2 separate regions of the Homo sapiens genome follow, and region 1 is linked to region 2. Evidence: read pairs that join two places in POLR2A ChIA-PET (ENCODE). Cell type or tissue: Panc1. All regions are shown on one strand.

The links. ChIA-PET counts read pairs that join two places held together with the same protein. Peaks named below come from ENCODE experiments on the same cell type or tissue, not always from the same donor. Only the 100,000 strongest peaks of a DNase experiment are listed, where the experiment ranks them.
Region 1: POLR2A ChIA-PET joins it to region 2 with 12 read pairs; 2 of 35 experiments call an interaction of 5 or more read pairs at or near these places.

Annotation. Positions count from the first base shown.
Region 1 is chr16:88,184,356-88,189,355 of GRCh38, forward strand. LOC105371401 (a long non-coding RNA gene) reads right to left here and starts at 2,404. Exons shown (of 2, transcript NR_188674.1): 1 at 1,717-2,404. It also overlaps a transcript of ZNF469 not described here. RefSeq lists an enhancer at 2,528-3,335. In Panc1, no CTCF peak of the experiment used is centred here; no DNase peak of the experiment used is centred here.
Region 2 is chr16:88,362,518-88,367,517 of GRCh38, forward strand. It overlaps a transcript of ZNF469 not described here. Among named protein-coding and RNA genes, the nearest start is that of ZNF469, 18 kb to the right of the region's middle. In Panc1, no CTCF peak of the experiment used is centred here; no DNase peak of the experiment used is centred here.

The sequences.
Region 1 (5,000 bases), 180 kb before region 2:
GAGGGCGCCGTGATTAAACGTATGATTTCTGCCACCTCCAAAGCCGCAGCCAATGAGAAGGCTATTTTAGCAAAACTGGAAAGAAAAATGCAATTTTTCTTGGCCACATCGTCTTCGTTTCCTCTGCTCCTGGCGTTCGGTTTGTTTGTCTCTTCTCACTACTGAGAGGCAGTTTTGCCAGCCTGTGCCTCCCGCCGGCTGTGGCTCGAGGTGTGGACGCCCGCGCCACCTTCCCGTTCCCGTTTCAGGGGGGAAGCTGCAGAGTTCTGGAGCTGTGAGTAGCACCGCTGTCGCCGCAAAGCAGAACCCCCAGTGATTAGGGACGCTCCACGGACTTCACGGCTGCACGGCCGGCGTCACGGGCTGCTGTTGCTCCAGCGTGTTGGGACGTGCGAGAGGCATTTACGACCTCAGCGACACATTCCCTCAACCTCGTCACGCTGCAAGTGCTGCCAGGGTGTGTTCAGGGGACACTCCCTCTCGGGCTGGCTTGTGCGGGGACACGTGCGTGCACAGACACGGACTCACATAAATGCAATCCACATGCACACACTCACACAATAGGCTGTTATGCACAGACCCTCACACTCATGTGAACACACTCATGCACACGCAAGACTTACATATTCACACTCACACCCGTGGGCACACCCAGACATGGATACACACTCATACAGGCACATACGTATCCAGACACCCACGCACAGACACTCACACCCACGGGCACACCTAGACATGGGTACTCACACAGGTAGTCACAAGCACTCACATATCCAGACACCCATGTGCACACTCACACTCACAGGCACACCCAGACATGGATACACAGGCACACACATATTGGGACACCCACGCATAGACACTCACATTCACACACGGGCACACCCAGACTGATGCACACGAACACAGGCACGCACTAGTATAGCCAGACACACAGGCACACTCAAACTCTCACAGTCACACATTCACATACACTCACATGAATACAATGCATGCACACACAAACATACCTATACACTTGTGTGTGCAGAGAACACACACACATTTGCACTTATACTCACATGAATACAATAGAAACACATGCATACACACTTGTGTGCCCAGACCCACACTCACACATTTGCACACTCACATGACTATAATACATGCACACATGCATACATACATGTGACCAGACCCACACCCACTCACATTCGCACTCACACACACGTGAATATAGTACTCGCACACACATGCATACACATGTGCCCAGACCTACAGACACACTCACATTTGCACACTCACACATGTGAATATAGTATATGCACACACTCATGTGCCCAGACCCACAGACACATTCGCACACTCACACACGTGAATATAGTACATGCATACACACGCATACACACTCGTGTGCCCAGACCCACAGACACATTCGCACACTCACACATGTGAATATAGTACTCGCACACACACGCATACACGTGCCCAGACCTACAGACACACTCACATTTGCACAGTCACACGTGAATATAGTATATGCACACACACACTTATGTGCGCAGACCCACAGACACACACATTCACACTCTCACACATGTGAATATAGTACATGCACACACACACGCATACACACTCGTGCCCAGACACACACACTCACACATTCGCACACTCAGAGTGCCCCCCTCCCTCTCACAGGCCTTGTCCTGGGGACGAGTCAAGCCGTCAGGTACCTACACTCTGAGCTCCCGGATCACTGGGCCGACACCGGAGGCTGCTGCTGTTTGTGGTCCGTCTTCCTGTGGAGTGTATTCGACTGCGGGGGCGTCCACAAGGTGGGTGTGGGTGGGCCCGGAGACCTTTCTTCCGGGAGGCCAAGTTTCCAAAGCCAGTCCTTCACGTTCAAGGATGCCCTCTCCCTGCAGGATCCTGGACTTGTCATGGGGTCTGGATTAGGTTATGCTAATGGCATCCACACTTGGCCTTTCCCCTCTTTCCTTATAAATCAGCCAACAATGGGAGGCCGTGGGCTTCGCCAGAAGCCTCTGGAAACAGAGCTGCTCCTTTCCAGCAGGCCAGGCCGACCGGGGAGGCTGCGGCCCATCGTGCGCTGGGGGAAGGTGAGCCAGGCTCCCATCACGTGCCGGGAGCTGATCTTGGCAGGTCGCGTCCTCCCGAAGCCTGCACTTCAGCCCCAGGGTTTTCCGACCGCCTCTGCTCCCAGAGGGGACCCGCAGGGACGAAGAGGCCGAACACAGCACCGAGACCTCAGTGTCGGGCGCGGGTGCTCCCAAAGCGCAGCGGGCCCACCTCCCCCGGCAGAGGATCGTGCGGCGGTCAAAGTCGCACACGGGGCTTCTGAGACGTGCGGCCCGGGCCTAAGAGCTGCATGTGTGCAAGCCGCTCCGTGTTGGAAAATGTATGTAAAGTAAAATAAACACGGCTCTCGCTGGGAGGGCTCCGGCATCCAGGGTTCTGGCGGGGCGGGGGGATGCGGTCAGCCAAAGCATTTGAGGAAGCGGCTGTGACTCACGGGGCCTGAGCTGCAGAGGAGCTGGCTGCCGAGATGCAGGACACGCCGGAGACACTGGACCCGGGACGCTCAACACACCCTGCCCCCCACTGCAGAGACGGGCTCCAGGGAGGCACAATGGCAGGCTTTGTCTCGGGAGAAAGTTCTAGCAGCCCTGCAGGTGGGGCGGCTGGGAGGCCCCGGGGTATGAAGACGATGTAGCGGGGCCCTCTGGAAGGCAGGGCTGGTGGGCGTCTGGCCAGCAGGTCAGGACTAGCTGAGGTGTCTGTGGAGACCCCCAGGGTCCAGCTCACCTGGTGGGGGGAGCCCTGAGCGGGTGGCGCAGGTTGGGGACCCTGAAGCAGCTCTTCTTTGCCTGGGGTGGCCTAGGAAAGCCGCCTCCAAGCTAGGCCTCCCAGGTCCGACCGGACCCCGCAGAACCTAGCACGTGTGGGCCCAGCACCTGCCCAGGTGTGTGACTTCAGTTTCATGGTCAGCATGAGAACACACGTTCTATTAACAGCAAAATTCTCGCTGATAAAAATGCAGATGAAATTGCATACAGGAAGGAAAACCTCCGGAATGGCTCCTAAACGCAACATCTCACAGGCCCTCTGTAATCAGAACAGTGTGAATTACGCCAATTACAGTAGGACAGGGAGGCCCCTTGTGGGAACATGGCACCAGCCGGGACCCCAACAACTGCTCCCCACAGAGGGTATTTAGGTTGTTTTTTTCTTTCTTTTTTATTTATTTTTTTTGACTTGAAGAAATCTCTGTAAATTGAATCTCAGAAACGCTGGAAGAATCCCAAATGTGGTTTATAGAAACAGTTTGAAGTAGTCCAACTTAATTCCAGATTGCCTGCATTTTTTTTTTTTTTTTTTTACATCTGTGAAATCAAAACCAGACAGAATGCTGTATTAAAATGCAGTGCCTAATGGTGATTTTTCCCATGGCCAATGTAACGAGTCTCAACTCTTAGTTTCCCTGTTTATCTTGGAGTGTCTGAAATCACATTGACTGCCCTCTCCTCCTCCTGTGCTGTTGTCTCTTTTTCCCCAGCAGGGTCTCAGGAAAGGGGCCTGGGAAGAAAAGCGGGTGGGCAGGGGCTTTCCTGGGATGCATCCCGGGCCCTGTCTTTCACACCAGCCTCCTGGCTCCCCTGCTCCCCAGTTCTCCTCCCATAACCCCATCTCCACTTTGGAGCTCAGGGCCTGGCCCTAAGCTGATTCACGCAGTTTCCAAGCAAACAACGAACTTTGCCACCTCTGTGCCTCTGCCCGTGCCGTGACCCCTGCCTGGGGTGCCCTTCCTTGCTGCCCTGGACAACTCCTCCTTTCCTTCCAAGGTCCAGATCACGTCTCACCTCTCCTGTGACACCCCAACACCTCCTCTCCCCCAGAGCACCACAGGCTGCTCCCTCCCCGACTGAGCACCCGTGTAACTGTGCATCTCACTTGGGTAGCATCTAGCACATCTTGGGGGACCATCTGCTGTCTCCTTAGTGTCTGTGTAGACCTGGGGTGTCGTACTGTCATCCTGGGGGCCTGGACTGCTGCCTGGAGGGTTCTGAGGCTGTGCCTGGCCTAGTGGACGGCATGGGCTGCTTAATGACATCTTACAGCATGCAGGAAGGGCGAAGTGCAGCTCCTGGATGGGCTGTTGCCATGGTCTGGCCCCCATGGTGCTCAGACTTGCCAGAGCATCTGAATCTCTGGGAGTCCTGTTCAACCTGGGTCCCCAGGCACCACTGCCAGGGATTCTGAGGCAGGAGGTCTGGGATGCCCCAGAACTTGCGTATCAAACAAACTCTCAGGGATGGCCAGTGCCACGGGTCTCCAGGCTGGGAACACGGATCCCAGTCCAGGCTAGCTGCCCCTGTAGCTCTCGGGAGCCCATTAGAAATGCAGACCCTCCCCCTGCCCAGATCCACTGCACGAGAATCTACATGTCTGTGAGATTCCGGGGGCACCTCTCTGTGGAGTTTGAGGAGCACAGCCTTAGATGCTAGTCCCCGGTGTGGGCACCATGCACCACTCCTTCTGCATTTGTGTCACTACCTGCTTCTGCACGTAGGAGGCACCTCAAATGCCATTTAGAATGGATGCTCAGTAAGCCAAATGTGGCCTCCTTTTTCCCTTTTGGAAAGGAAGGTCCTTCTTTCTCAAACCTTGTGTCTAGAATGTTCCCCAATGAGGGGAGGATGTCTCACTAAAAACACTGAAAGGACATTGCTTATACACTGGCCTTCTGTAGAGAGCCTCTGGAGCCTCGAGGAAGTGTAGCTCCTAACAGTCGGCTGCACTGACTCAATTATACCTCTGTTGGACCTTCCCAAGTGCAGAGCTGCCACTGTCACTTCTGATCGTAACAACCCAAATGCATGTCTCCAGATAGCACCAGAAGTAAGAGCTGGAGGGATAAGGATGGTAATGCTTGGGTGTTAGCCCCACAAAGGAGAAGGGGAGCAAAGGTCTGATGGGGGTATGTGATGGTTCTTCCCAAC
Region 2 (5,000 bases):
TATAAAATTCTGGGTTGACATTTTTTTTCTTTCATCGCTTTAAAGATGTTGTTCTACTGTCTTCTGACTTCTGGTGTTTTTAATGAGGATTTCGTGGTAATTTGGATCATTATTCCCCTAGATTTTTGGTGCCATTTATCTTTGGTTTTCAGAAGTTTGACTATGATATGCCTGAATATAGCTTCTTTATATTCTTCTTGCTTCTTGTTGACTTTCTTATAGCTATAAATTTATCTTTCACCAAATTGGAGAAAAACCTAACTGCTGTTTGTCCAAATAATTTTTGACCCATTGTCACCCTCCTTTGTTTCTGAGGCTCCAATTACACACATAGCAGACCTTTTGATATTGTCCTGTAGGTCTCTGAGGCTCTGTTAATTTTGACTTCCATCTTTATCTAGGGTTAAACCACGTCCATTAATCTATGTTCAAACTTATGAATTTTTTTCTTTGTCATCTCCATTCTACTGTAGAGCCCATCCAGGAAATTTCTCATTTCAGATATTGTATATTTTACTTTTAGATTTTTACTTGTTTCCTTTTTATAGTTTCTATTTTTCTGTTGAGGCTTTCTGTCTTTTTTATTTGTGACAAGCATAATTTCCTTTACAACCTTGAGCCTAGTAAAAGAACTACTTTTAAAATCTTTGTTGATTCTAGCCCCCAGGTCATATCAGACTTGGTCTCTGTTGATTGTCTTTGCACTTGAGAAAGTGTCACATTCTTCTGGGTTTTTGTTGCTGTTGTTGTTGTTGTTTTTACATGTCAGGTAATTTCAGATTTTATTCTGGACATTGTGAGTGACATATTTTAGAACCTTTAGATTCTGCTGTGTGCCTCCAAAGAGTGATGCCTCCAGACAGCAAGCATTTAAGTTGGATAAACTCAAAGTGAAAGAAAACTCTGTCTCCTCTGTTGTGGATGACAGCTCAAATCTTGATTCCAATTATTTAGCCCCAGCCAGACTGCCTGGGGTCTACCCCATGCATGTGTGGCTTGGGGGAGTCAGCCAGATGTCCTGGCAAAGTTTAAATACAAGATTTTTCCCATGTTGGTCTCTCCTATTTAAGATCTCCTCTCCTCAGTTTTCAGTGTCTGTAGCTGCCCTAAACTCTGTCTTCTGGTTTTTCCACCCAGCAAGACCACAGGTTTTGCATCAGAGTTTTAGCTGTCCCACGTGGCAGACATTAGAGTCATCTCTCAGACCAAAAGCTGTAAAACCCAGAAAACACCACAAATACTCATCCTTTTTTCCATGTGCAGATGCCCCTCCAACATCAGCCTGCCTTTATTCCCTCTCCAGCACCTCTGAGTCGTTGTTTTCTGGTATTTTGTCTGCAGTTGATAGTTATTACCTGCATGCAGGCTGGTCTGGAAGGGGCTAGTTGGCCATTAGCAGGAACAGAACTTGTGGTTTGCATCTCACTCTCTAATGGTGTCTACTGGTGAACCGATGATTTTAATTTTAGTGCACTTTTATTTATCAGTCTTTTCCTTTATAACTAGTGTCTTGTGCCATGTTTAAGAAATCACTGCCTATTCCAAGACCACAGATATATTTTTTGTGTTACCTTCTGGATGCTTTGTTATTTTACCTTTCACACTTAGAGCTAAGATTCCGAAATTGAGTTTTGAGTATGATGTTAAGCAGGGTTCAACATTCAGTACTCAGTTGATCCAGCAGCGTTTACTGAAAATACTATCATTTCCCCTGCAATAATTCATTGGCACCTTTGTCATCAACCAGGTGACTGCATATGTACAGATTTATTTCTGAACTCCAAATCTTGTTACTTTGGTCTATCTATTCCTGTGCCAATATCACTGTTTTCATTACTTTAACCTCACAGGAAGTCACAATATCTTGTGGTGGAAGCCTTCCAGCATGTTCTTCCTTTATTTTGTCTGGCTATTATTGTTCCTTGCTTTTCCACACAAATTCTAGAATCAGCTTGTTAGCTTGTTGATTTCCAAAAAAAAAAAAAAAAAAAAAAAAAAGCTGCTGGGATTTAGACTGAAATTGTGTTTAATCCAGAGATCAATCTGAGAAGAATCAACGTCTTTCCATTAGAGTCTTCCAGTCCATGAATATGGCCCCACACTTATTTAGGTCTTAATTTCACTTAGTGATGTCGTGCCATTTTCTACATAAAAGTCTTGTATAGACTGGGCGCAGTGAGTCACGCCAGTAATCCCAGCACTTTGGGAGGCCAAAGCAGGCGGATCACTTGAGGTCAGGAGTTCAAGACCAGCCTGGCCAATGTGGTGAAACCCCATCTCTACTAAAAAATACAAAAATAAACTGGGTGTGGTGGCAGGAGCCTGTAATCCCATCTACTTGAGAGGCTGAGACAGGAGAATCCGTTGAACCCAAGGGGCGGGGGTTACAGCAAGCCAAGATCACGCCACTGCACTCCAGCCTGGGCAACAGAGTGAGACTCCATCTCAAAAATAAATAAATAAATGAGTGAATAAAAAGGCTTGCACATGTTTCATGAGTTTATTCCTGGATATTTGATGTTTTACGATGTTATTTCAAATGGTATCAATTTTCAAATTTGATTTTCCGATTGCATGTGGGGAAAATGAAATAGCATTATTTTGGGATCCATGAGTCGAGTCTCAGCCCAGCTAATCATTAGCTGAGTAATCTCGAGCAGACCTCCAGGCATCAATTTTCCTGTCTGCAGGATGGAAGCTAGGCCTGTGTGCCAGATATTAGTTGTGTTCAACTCCCAACATCCAGCCTTTTCTGGTTTATGTTGCTCTACTTGTCTTCTGGGGATTGGCCTGGTGTTGGCTCCACCCATGGCTCCTGGGTGGCCCACAGCTAAGCCCATCCAATCAGAGCTCTACATTCCTGGCTGCTGGGATGGACATGGGACCCACTGGAGCCAGTGGTCAGTCATGTCTTCTGGGACTGTCAGAAGGGGCCAAGCACCCATCTGCTGCTGGACCAGGAGGTGGCGGGCATGAGGCTAGCATGGGGGAGCTGTCTTCCTGCTGCCAGGGGCAGGGCTCTGCTGGGAAAGAACCCTGGAGCCGGCCAGCAGAAGCCCTCGGCTGTGCCTGGGCTTTCCAGTTATGTGAGCCAAGCACTGCCTTTTCTCAGCTGGTCCATTTGGGCTGGGTTTTCTGCCACTTGCTGCCAGAGGGTCCTGACCAGGAGCGGGTCCACTCCATGGTGCTGGTATGGCTTCAGGGCTGAGTGTGGTTGCAGGTGTCCTCACCAGCCTTGGAGTCCTTTGCAATTACATCTGTGGTCGGGGTAAGTGAGGGAGTCCAAGGGTTCCATTTACCTTATCATGGCAGAGGCAATGCCGCCACACAAGCTACCAGGCTGAGACTGCCAAACCCTTCCCAGATTGAGTTCTGCCTCCTCACTAAAGCCTCCTCTACCTCTTCCAACCAGCCATACACACATGGTGACAGTGCCCCCTGCAGAAATCTGCAACATTCTGGTGTTCCCCCACAGTCTACTATGTGTTACAATTAAGATAATGTAGACAATAAGTTTACAAGCCCTGGTATAAAGTAAATGCTGATAAATGTGAGGCCACCATCATCACCATCATCATCACCATCATCACCATCATCATCACCATCATCACCATCATCATCACCATCATCACCATCATCATCACCATCATCACCACGATCATCATCACTATAACCATTTTCATCATCATCATCATCATCACCACCATCATAATCGTCACCACAACCACCATCACCACCACTATTATCATCACCATCATTACCTTCACCACCACCACCATCATCACCATCATCACTATCACCGTCATTATCATTACTGTCACCACCACCATCATCATCACCACCATCACCATCAGCCCCATCATCACCTTCACCACCATCATCACCTTCACCAACACCACCATCATCACTATTGTCACCACAACCACCATCATCACCACTATCATCATCACCATCATCACCATGATCATCATCACCACCACCATCACCATCACTATCATCATTATCACCATCATCATCATCACCACCACCATCATCACCATCACTATCACCTCCATCATCACCTTCACCACCATCATCATTGTCACCACAACCACCATCATCACCACTATCAGCACCATCACCATCATCACCACCACCATCACCATCATTATCGTCACTATCACCATCACCATCATCATCATCACCATCACCATCATCATCACCATCATCACATCACCATCATTATCATCATCACTATCACCATCATCACCGCCATCGCCACCGTCACCATCATCACCAATACCATTACTGTCATCACCACCACCATCNCCATAACCATCATCATTACCATCACTACCACACCATCAACACCATCACCACCACCATCATCACCGTCATCATCACCAAGACCATCATCATCATCAAGACCATCATCATTATGAGCAATAACAGTGCTAACATGATCTCTGTCATTACCACCATCACTGACACCTCCATCCTCATTACTAGCATCTTCACCACCACCACCAACATCATCACCATTGTCTTCATCACCATCATCATCTTCACTTGAGGGCAAGATCCATGTCTTCCCCCTTTTTGCGTCCCCTCAGTGCCTGTCACAGACTCTGATTCCTCTGGGTACTCAGCAAATGTTTGCTAAGTAAATGAAAGAAAATAGCCTATTGAGCTCCAACTGTATACCAAGTTCTTAGTTTTAACAATAGCAACAGCATATATTGAGTTAGATGTTGGTCCCCACGCTCTCATCTCAATGGTCATAGGCAAGACTCAATCCTTCAAGGCAAGTATTCCAAGCCCACTTTACAGATGAGGAAATTAAGGAACAAGAGGGGTTAAGCTCAAAGTCCCACAACTCGTGAGTGACGGAGCTGTGATTAGCATGTGATGTGACTGGCTCCAAAGCCTTCCTTCCCCTGCCCCAGGATAGCTGATGAAGGTCATCCTTCGCCACCTTTTCCCAGGGCATGGGGCACCAGAACATTTGCCATGATAGCAGA